2 separate regions of the Homo sapiens genome follow, and region 2 is linked to region 1. A link is an interaction called in ENCODE POLR2A ChIA-PET data of the cell type or tissue named here. Cell type or tissue: B cell. All regions are shown on one strand. Region 1 has its middle 32 kb from the start of LITAF. Region 2 overlaps TXNDC11 (thioredoxin domain containing 11).

Region 1 (5,000 bases):
GGGGAGCTGTGTAGAACGTGGGTTGTGCTTCCTGAGGGGCAAGGGGGCTGGGATGTTCCCTTCTGACTCCTGTCTATCCTTGATGGAGGCCTGCTTCTGAGGGGGGTTAATACCAGTCTGTTCTGCACATAGGCCAAGAAGAAAACTTCAAGTAGAAAGTCATGGGTGGGCCAGGAGCGGTGGCTCATGCCTGTAATCCCAGCACTTTGGGAGGCTGAGGCAGAAGGATGGCTAGAACCCAGGAGTTAAAGACCAGCCTGGGCTACATAGCAAGACCCCATCTCTGCAAAACATATAAAAATTGGCTGGGGCTGGGTGCAGTGGCTCATGCCTATAATCCCAGCACTTTGGGAGGCCGAGGTGGGCAGATCACCTGAGGTCGGGAGTTCGAGACCAGCCTGACCAACATGGAGAAATCCTGTCCCTACTAAAAATACAAAATTAGTTGGGCGTGGTGGCACATGCCTATAATCCCAGCTACTCTGGAGGCTAAGGCAGGAGAATCACTTGAACCTGGGAGGCGGAGGTTGCGGTGAGCCGAGATCGCGCACTGCCATTGCACTCCAGGCTGGGCAACAAGAGCGAAACTCCATCTCAAAAAAAAAAAAAATTAACTGGGTGTGGTGGAGTGCGCCTGTAGTCCCAGCTACTCAGGAGACTGAGGTGGCAGGATCACCTGAGCCCAGAAAGTTGAGGCTGCAGTAAGCCATGATGGCACCACTGCACTCCAGCCTGGGCAACAGAGCGAGACCATCTCAAAATAGAAAGTCACAAATGGCGAGCCCAGTGTGCAGTGTTGACATGTCCTGGAGCAGCAGCTGCTGAGGGAGATGTGGGCAGGGCCATGACAGTGCCCGCTGCACCTGTTACATGGGGCCTTGCCCTTCAGTTTGTCACAGTCCCCACCACTCCCTATTGTCTGTCTCCCTGACCACAGGCTGAGAATAAGTTCCTAATATCATCATACTTGTGCTGCTGATTCTTTCACAGAATAGAAATGACCTATTTTTTCCATATCACCTTCAATAGTGGGAAAGTGGGCTGGCCACAGTGGCTCACGTCTGTAATCCCAGTGCTTTGGGAGGCTGTTTTAGGCATTCTTGCATTGCTGTAAAAACATACCTGTGACTGGGTAATTTATAAAGAAATGAGGTTTACTGGGCTCATGGTTCTGCAGGCTGTACAGGAAGTATGGTGCTGGCATCTGTTCAGCTTCTGGGGAGGCCTCAGGAAGCTTATAGTCATGGTGGAAGGCGAAGGGGGAACAGGCATGTCCCACGGCGAAAACAGGAGCAAGAGATAGTGTTGGGAGGAGGGCCACAGTCTTTTAAACAATCAGATCTCCCATGAACTCAGAGTGAGAGCTCACTCATCAGCAAGGGGATGGCCCAAGCCAATCATGGGGGATCCGCTTCCATGATCCAAACACCTCCCACCAGGCCCCACCTCCAACATTGTGGAGGATTACTTTTCTTTTTCTTTTCTTTTCTTTTTTTTTTTTTTTTGAGACGGACTCTCACTCTGTCCTCTAGGCTGGAGTGCAGTGGTGCCATCTCGGCTCTCTGCAGCCTCTGCCTCCCAGGTTCCAGCAATCTCCCTGCCTCAGCCTCCCAAGTAGCTGGGATTACAGGCACCCGCCACCACACCTGGCTAATTTTTGTATTTTTAGTAGAGATAGGGTTTCACCATATTGGCCAGGCTGGTCTCCAACTCCTGACCTCAGGTGATCCACTGCTCTCGGCCTCCCAAAGTGCTGGGATTACAGGCATGAGCCACTGCACCCGTCCGCAGATTACATTTCAACGTGAGATGTGGTCTGGGACAAATATTCAAACTATATCAGAGGCCAAGGTGGGAGGATCGCTTGAGGCCAGGAGTTGAAGACCAGCCTGGGCAACATAGCAGGATGACGCCTCTACAAAAGAAAAATTTTAAAAAATTAACCAGATGTGGTGGCATGCACCTGTGGTTCCAGCTGCTCAGGAAGCTGAGGCAGGATGGTGGTTTGAGCCCAGGAAGTCAACACTGCAGTGAGCTATGATCATACCACTGCACTCCAGCCTGGTCAATAGACTGAGACTGTCTCCAAAAAAAAAAACAAAAACAAAGTGGGAAAGTAGAATATAAGCCAAGAATGCCCTGTGGCTGTAATAATTATACTCAGCTTGCTTCTCCTGTTTCTGTCTCTTGCATGACCCCTGAAGAGGGCTGAGTTGGCAGCTTCTTGCCACAGGGTGAAGTGCACATGGGTCACATGACATTTGGGGCCTTTGGGGCACTGGTCTTTGCCTCATCATGCCATGTGGAGATGTGTCCTCTGAGCCCAGCAGTGCTGGGGTTTTTTTTTTTGTTTTTTGTTTTTGAGACGAAGTCTTGCTTTGTCACCCAGTCTGGAGTACAGTGATGTGATCTCGGCTCACTGCAACCTCTTCCTCCCAGGTTCAAACGACTCTCCTCCCTCAGCATCCCAAGTAGCTGGGATTACAGGCAAGCGCCACCACACCAAGCTAAATTTTGTATTTTTAGTAGAGAAGGGGTTTTGCCATGTTGGCCAGGCTGGTCTCGAACTCCTGACCTCAAGTGACCTGCCTGCCTTGGCCTCCCAAAGTGCTGGGATTACAGGCGTAAGCCACCGTGCCCGGGCAGTGCTGGGGTTTTTTTTGTTTGTTTGTTTGTTTTGTTTTTTTTTTAAGACCGAGTCTAGCTCTGTTGCCCAGGCTGGAGTGCAGTGGCGTAATCTCGGCTCACTGCAACCTCCACCTCCCAGGTTCACGCGATTCTCCTGCCTCAGCCTCCTGAGTAGCTGGGATTACAGGCACCCACCACCACGCCCGGCTAACTTTCGTATTTTTAGTAGAGACAGGGTTTCACCATGTTAGCCAGGCTGAACTCGAACTCCTGACCTCGTGATCCGCCCGCCTCGGTCTCCTAAAGTGCTGGGATTACAGGTGTGAGCCCCCGCGGCCGGCCAGTGCGGGGGTTTTTAATTTGCAGCTCTATGAAGCGCCCCCTCCCCACCCCCAGAAATGCTCCACCCACTGGGAGGCGGGGACAATGGCCAGTGGCTCCATGGCCAGAGAGAAACTATCTTGCTATTAGCCCATCGCACACAGCGAAAGCCCGGGGAGCCCATCAAGCACGCTCTCCAGATTCTCTGACACCAGCTGCATGGCCAGCAATTCAATTCAGTTCCGACAGAAGCTGCCCACAGTTAGTGCAGACTGCACGGTCAAAGGACTCAGTCCCACAGGACTGCTCCCACTTCAGACACCAGTGCAAATGGCGTCCCCAGGCTACCCCTACTTCTGCCTGGCTGATTACAAATTCAGGGCTCTCCTCCCGCCTTGCCAGGGGAGGCACCTGCTAGACTAGTATTTCTGCCTGCAATCTAGACCAGCACAGTGGCAGAACGGAATGTCTCTTCCAAGGGGGAAAAGTTTGGGCATAAATGGAGAGAAGAAACAAAAATAGCTGGAGGTAAAAGACAGAATAAATAAATGGGTTATGGCCAGGTGCAGTGGCTCACGCCTGTAATCCCAGTAGCTGACTGGGGAGGATCACTTGAGCCCAGGAGTTTGAGACCAGCTTGGGCAACATAGTGAGACCCCATCTCTTCGAACAAAAAAATTTTTTTGGAAGCTGGTTGTGGTGGCATGCACCTGTAGTCCCAGCTGCTTGGGAGGCTGAGGTGGGAGGATCGTTTGATCTCAGGGGGTTGAGGCTGCAGTGAGCTATGTTCGAGCTGCTACATTCCAGCCTGTGTGACAGAGTGAGACCCTGTCTCAAATACATAAAATGAATAAATGAATGAATGAATAAATAAATAAATAGGTTACGGAGGGAAGGAAATTTAATATTACATTAACACCTTCAAAGAGGCTTAGATCAAGAGATGGCGTTGTCCCTTGGCTCAGTTATACCAGATGCCTGAAAGATTGAAACCATATAGGCCAGGCACGGTGACTCACCCCTGTAATCCCAGCATTTTGGGAGGCCGAGGCGGGCGGATGACAAGGTCAGGAGTTCGAGACCAGTCTGGCCAATATGGTGAAACCCCGTCTCTACTAAAAATACAAAAATTAGCTGGGCGTGGTGGTGTGAGCCTGTAGTCCCAGCTACTTGGGAGGCTGAGGCAAGAGAATCCCTTGAACCCGGGAGGCAGAAGTTGCAGTGAGTTGTGCCACTCCACTCCAGCCTGGGCAACAGAGCAAGGCTCCGACTCAAAAAAAAAAAAAAAAAAAAAAAAGAGTGAAGCCATATATTGATATATTGCTGGGACTGCCCCTGCTTTCAGAACTTGATAAGACAGAATGGAAGCCTGCAAGCCTGGGCAGCCTTACCCTGGGGGACATTTTCATACATTTCATGGGATGGCGGACTGTATCGTTATTAAGGACTGATGGATTTTAGCAATGTGCTGGCATCTTTTTTATTTCTATTTATTTATTTTTTTGAGTTGGAGTCTCGCTCTGTCACCCAGGTTGAAGTGTATTCGTGTGAGCTCGGCTCACTGCAACTACTGCCTCCCGGGTTCAAGCGATCCTCCTGCCTCAGCCTCTCAAGTAGCTGGGACCACAGGCTTGCACCACCACGCCTGGCAAATTTTTGTATTTTTAGTAGAGATGGGGTTTCACCATGTTGACCAGGCTGGTCTCGAACTCCTGACCTCAGGTGATCTGCCTGCCTCGGCCTCCCAAAGTGTTGGGATTACAGATGTGAGCCACTGCGCCCTGCTGGCATCTTTTTTTTTTTTTTTTTTTTGAGATAGAGTCTTGCTCTCTTTCCCAGGTTGGAGTTAAGTAGCTCAGTCACAGCTCACTGCAGCCTCAACCTCTTGGGCTCAGGTGATCCTCCTGCCTCAGCCTCCTGAGTAGTTGGGACCACACGTGTGCACCACTATGCCCGGTAAATTTTTAAGAATTTTTGTAGAGATGGGGTCTTCCTATGTTGCCCACTCCGGGCATCTTTTGATGTTTATGATCATCTGACTGTAAGGGATT
Region 2 (5,000 bases), 82 kb before region 1:
AGGGCCCTGGTTTCTTTTACTGGAGAATGGCATTTAGAAACCAAGATCTACGTGCTAGGTATGCTCTTTGGTATTAGGATGTCATTACTTCTAGGTCTTCTCAGTAGATAGAACTAGGAAGTGTATTATACCCACACATGTGCATATATCTGTATTTCTCTATCCATCCCCTCTCTCTCCCTCTGTGTGTGTGTGTGTGTGTGTGTGTGTGTGTGTGTATCAAAAGCCTTAAGTTTATACTCATTCTCTCTGATTTCAATTTAACATCACAGGGTTTATTTTAGCCTTCTCTTATTAATATATAACTTCTTACTGCAACAGTGAGAGTCCTGGCTGTAATTATGTATAATGTACTTACCACAAAGAAGTAAATAAGTTCATAGTTTCAGAATTGCTAACTTATACCTCTTTAAGAAACACATTTACTACCTAGATTTACAGCATTTATGTACAGTTCTTTTTGCCTTTAGTTTTACAGCATCCAGTCAAGATACTGTTTTCCAGTTACTTAGGTTCTTTCTTCCTGTCCCATTCACCATGGTGTTACCCGTTTGCAATAGTTAGGGTTATTTGTACGTGCTGTATTCCACGTTGGGTTTGCCACATCTCGCTTGGTTTTAACTAATTGTTTAATTTTGGAGTGTGTGAAGGGTGTGTGATACATCACTGTGGCCCTAGGAGTCAGATACAAAAAGGCCTACTCAGTGCCAGGCCTCCTCAGCCCTGCCTTCCCGTTTCCAGTCCCCTTTCCCCAGCCTGGCTTATTTGTCCTGTATTTCTTTTGTTTTGTGCCATTTTACACTCATCAGATTTGTATGAAAAATTATTGACTCTGGCAGTAGGGACATACTCACTCCGACCTCATCCTTGTCGGCCACTCCTTACCTGAGGGAGAGAGGACCACACCACTGAAAGATGGGGTCATGGGATAAAACTGGAAACTTTATGGGTTTAACACCTCAATATTTTTATATCTTAGCTACTTGTGTATAATTTGGTAATATTTGATGTTTAACTGTTTTTTAAAAAAAAATTTATTTATTTACTTTGGAGGCAGAGTCTCACTCTGTTGCCCAGGCTAGAGTGCAGTGGCACGATCTTGGGATCTCAGCTCGCGGCAACCTCTGCCTCCTGGGTTCAAGTGATTCTCATGCCTCAGCCTCCCAAGTAGCTGGGATTACAGGTGCCCACCACAACACACCCGGATAATTTTTATATTTTTAGTAGAGACAGGGTTTCACCATGTTGGCCAGGCTGGTCTTGAACTTCTGAGCTCAGGCAATCCACCCACCTCGGCCTCCCAAAGTGCTAGGATTAAGAGCATGAGCCCCTGCGCCTGGCCTGTAGTTTAACTGATGTTTTATTTAGCATGTGCTAATAAAGCAAAAAGGGGATAGGAAAGAATGTACCTTTTTCTGCAGTATCTTATTCACCCTCCTTTAACACTAAATACTTTATAATCACACAAATATTATACTCCATGAAAAAAAATGAAAGCTTCACACATAAGGATAAGGTCCCTGTTGATGTTCGTTCTCCAACATCAAACCACTTTCATTATCCTTTTAGATTCTTTATACATTTCTAAACATATGTGCCTGTAGGGGAAAAAACATATATATATATATATATATACACATACATACATACACACACACACATACACACACATAACTTTTATAAGTGTGAGTTCTTTTTTTTTTTTTGTTAACATCAAAAGTCTACTCTTTCAGCCTCTGTTTGTGGTGTATAGTCCTGCCTCATTGTTTTTAACATTTGCAGAATGTTTCTTGGTGAATATCCTTGCATGTGACTCCTAACAAACATGTGGATGCTTAGCAGTGGAAATCCCAGCTGTGTCCATTCTTGTAGTCGGTACAGCAGCTGCTTTCCTGAGTGGCTGTGCCGTTTTGCCTTTTTCCACCAGCATCACATCAAATACTCATTTCTTTACTTTCATCAATACTTGATGTTTCCTTTGTCTTAAATTCTTGGCAATTTGAGGGTCAAAAGTAGTCTTTTGTTTTAATTTGCTTCCTTTTGGGATAGTGAGGTTGAGTTTATTTCCAGTAATTATTAGCCATGTATACATATTTCCTTTTCTGTGGTTTGTCCATGTTAACAATTTTCCTTGTTGATTTGTATAAGTCTTTATATATGCTAGATTTGTTCATTTAATAAATATTTTTTGACCTCTTAACTATACACCCCGGCACTTCTGTAGGTGCTGGGATACTAGCATGAAACAAAGTCTCTAATTTCACAGAAATTACAGTCAGAAGAGGAAATTGGGCCGAGTGTGGTGGCTCACACCTGTAATTCTGGCACTTTGGGAGGCAGAGGCAGGCACATCACTTGAGGTCAGGAGTTCGAGACTGCCCTGGCCAACATGGTGAAACCCCGTCTCTACTAAAAATACAAAAATTAGCTGGGTGTGGTGGCACACGCCTGTAATTGCAGCTACTTGGGAGGCTGAAGCAGGAGAATTGCTTGAGCCCATGAGACGGAGGTTGTAGTGAGCCGATATCGCACCACTGCACTCCAACCTGGGCCACAGAGCGAGACTCCATCTCAAAAAAAAAAAAAAAAAAAAAAAAAAGAGGACATTGGGCCAAAGGAAATCTAAATAAATGAATGAGATTATGCAAATGTTAATAAGTGCTATAAAAAATAGGGTAATTGGTAAAGGGAGTACCTGAATGGGTCAGGAGCCCAGTTTCCCTTTGTAAACTCTCTCCCCTAAATATTAGCTGTTAGGTGGGGTGGTCAAGGAAGGCTTCTCACAGAAAGTAGGAGCTGAGATGAGTAATGACAAGGAACCAGCCACAAGAAGTGTCCAGACAAAGAGAACAGCATGTGCCTCAGCCTGTCATCAATGGGGACAGGTCAGACCATCATAGGTGGACACAGGGGACTCCTCAGCACAAGTGATTGTCAGAGACGTTAGTCAGAGACATCCTCTCAGAAGCAGGCTTGACATCTGAGGGGCCGAGGTCGGTTTCAGGAGGAGAGGTTCCTCAGCGCCTCTTCCTTCCCTCTCTAGGCTAGGTTACCAGAAGGAGCTTAGCTGCAGGGGTTTGTGCTTCAAGACTTGATCACTGGGTTTTGTGGTTGTTTTAAGGCACAGGCCTTTTCTTTAATAAAGGAAAATTTTCTGTTTCAGATTACCTAGGAACAGTACGATTTGGGGTTATCACAAATAAACATCTTGCGAAACTGGTATCCTTAGTACACTCTGGAAGTGTGTATTTACATAGACATTTCAACACATCACTTGTAAGTATTTTGAAATCACGTTTATGTTAGCGCAGTGGTTCTTAACCTTGTTTAGGTCACAGACTCCTTTGAGAATTGGTTAAAATCTATGGACACTCTCTAGAAAAGCGCATATGATTTTATATATGGATGGAGAGTTCTTACAGCCCCACCCTAGAGCCCAGGCTCCAGGTTAAGAACCCATGCATTAGAGGGCTCTTGAAATTAATGTATAGAAATTCTTTATTTGTATTCTTAGATTTTGGTACAGACTTTAAAGTTTTTCTTCTTGGATAAAATTGCAGAGTTACTCTCTTGAAGAATTGTTACTCTGAGCCCGTGTTTTCAGAAGCTAGGCTTCCACTGAGTGATGTTCTGTGTTTATCTGTTTCTTTTATGATGAGTAGTAATGTGACATGCTTTTCTCCTTAGCTGATGTAATGGATTTTTGAAGTTCTTGTCAAGTCACAGTGAGAAGTTGATGGCTTCTCATCCCAGAGAGCGTCAGTTTTCCATTGTCGCCTTTGTTCCCCGATTTCATTTGCTTTCTGTGGAGCAGCCTGAACTCAGCTGCTTCTGAGCATTGACCTGTGTCCTGCTCAGTCCTATGCGTCTACTCTGTTGCTGCTTCCTAAGTCACATCACTGAGTTGACTTTCCTGAAGTATTCTGTCTCTCTCGCATCACTGTCAGTAACTTACAGGTCATATACAGATCAATTTCCCTGCACCCAGTGTACCCAGCCTTTAAAACCTGCGCCCCCCTTGGCACAATGTCTAAGTCTTGTGCCTTCGGAGGGGCTGTTGGGCCCACTCCAGGGGTGCCCCCTTGCTTGCCAGTCGCCCTGGCTTCTGCATATCTCTCGTAGCCCAGATGCTGTGCTTTACTTCTTGCAGTTTATATTCCAAAAGTCAAATGTATTTTTGTGTTTTCCGAATGGAAATGTTTGAGTGTAGTTTGAGTATGGTTTTTCAAACTCCCATCGTCCCACCTTGACAATCACTGCTGTGGTTGTTTCTCTGCTGCCCACCTACGCTCCTTGTGCCTCTGCCTAAGCTGCTTTGACATCATCTGCTTTTGCTATCTGTCATTTTCCTACATCCTTCATTTTTAGCATGTTACACAGCCTACATATATTTATTTATAGTAAAGGGTACTGAGAAAGAAATTAAAAGTAGATGGGGAAAGAAAGGTAGGACTATGAGATGGAAAAATATATCAGGTTTCTGCTTCGATTTGGTAGTGATTAAGGTTGGTTGGTTTGTGTAGCAGTAGAATTCCTTTTATCAAATGAAATAATACTGGGATACCATTATTTTTAAAAACACAAGCAGTGGTTAGTCTCTGTTATGAGTCAATTTAAATCTTCGTTTTGAGGAGTTTTAAATATCTCATTTTTCAGAACCCTCTGAAGCACCCCTTTGGTAGTTCTGTTTGAAGCCAGTGATTTAAATTGTTAGAATTTCAAAAATAATTTTATGTTCACATACATTGGTTGTTTATAGCAAAACAAAGCAAAAAATCTAGGTGTCTCTTTCATTTATTCGTACACGTAAAATATGATCCGTGGCCTTGTGCAAGTTTAGGTCATTTTTGATTGCTGAAGACATGTGTTGAGTTCCTGCTGTGTGCCTGGTGTTCGTCTAGGCCCGGAGGATACAGGTGAGCAGAACAGACAGCCTGTGCCGCACGGAGGCTCCATGCTGCCCTTGGGGGCAGCATTTGAAGGACCAAGGTCAAAATCTA

Evidence for each region. Peaks named below come from ENCODE experiments on the same cell type or tissue, not always from the same donor. Only the 100,000 strongest peaks of a DNase experiment are listed, where the experiment ranks them.
Region 2: POLR2A ChIA-PET joins it to region 1 with 9 read pairs; 5 of 35 experiments call an interaction of 5 or more read pairs at or near these places.

The regions. Positions count from the first base shown.
Region 1 is chr16:11,616,673-11,621,672 of GRCh38, reverse strand. It overlaps a transcript of LITAF not described here. Among named protein-coding and RNA genes, the nearest start is that of LITAF, 32 kb to the right of the region's middle. In B cell, no CTCF peak of the experiment used is centred here; DNase peaks (open chromatin) are centred at 52, 2,022 and 2,132; H3K4me3 peaks cover 210 bases; H3K27ac peaks cover 806 bases.
Region 2 is chr16:11,698,728-11,703,727 of GRCh38, reverse strand. It overlaps TXNDC11 (thioredoxin domain containing 11), which reads left to right. Exons shown (of 12, transcript NM_015914.7): 6 at 3,164-3,276. Among named protein-coding and RNA genes, the nearest start is that of SNN, 33 kb to the right of the region's middle. In B cell, no CTCF peak of the experiment used is centred here; no DNase peak of the experiment used is centred here; H3K27ac peaks cover 318 bases.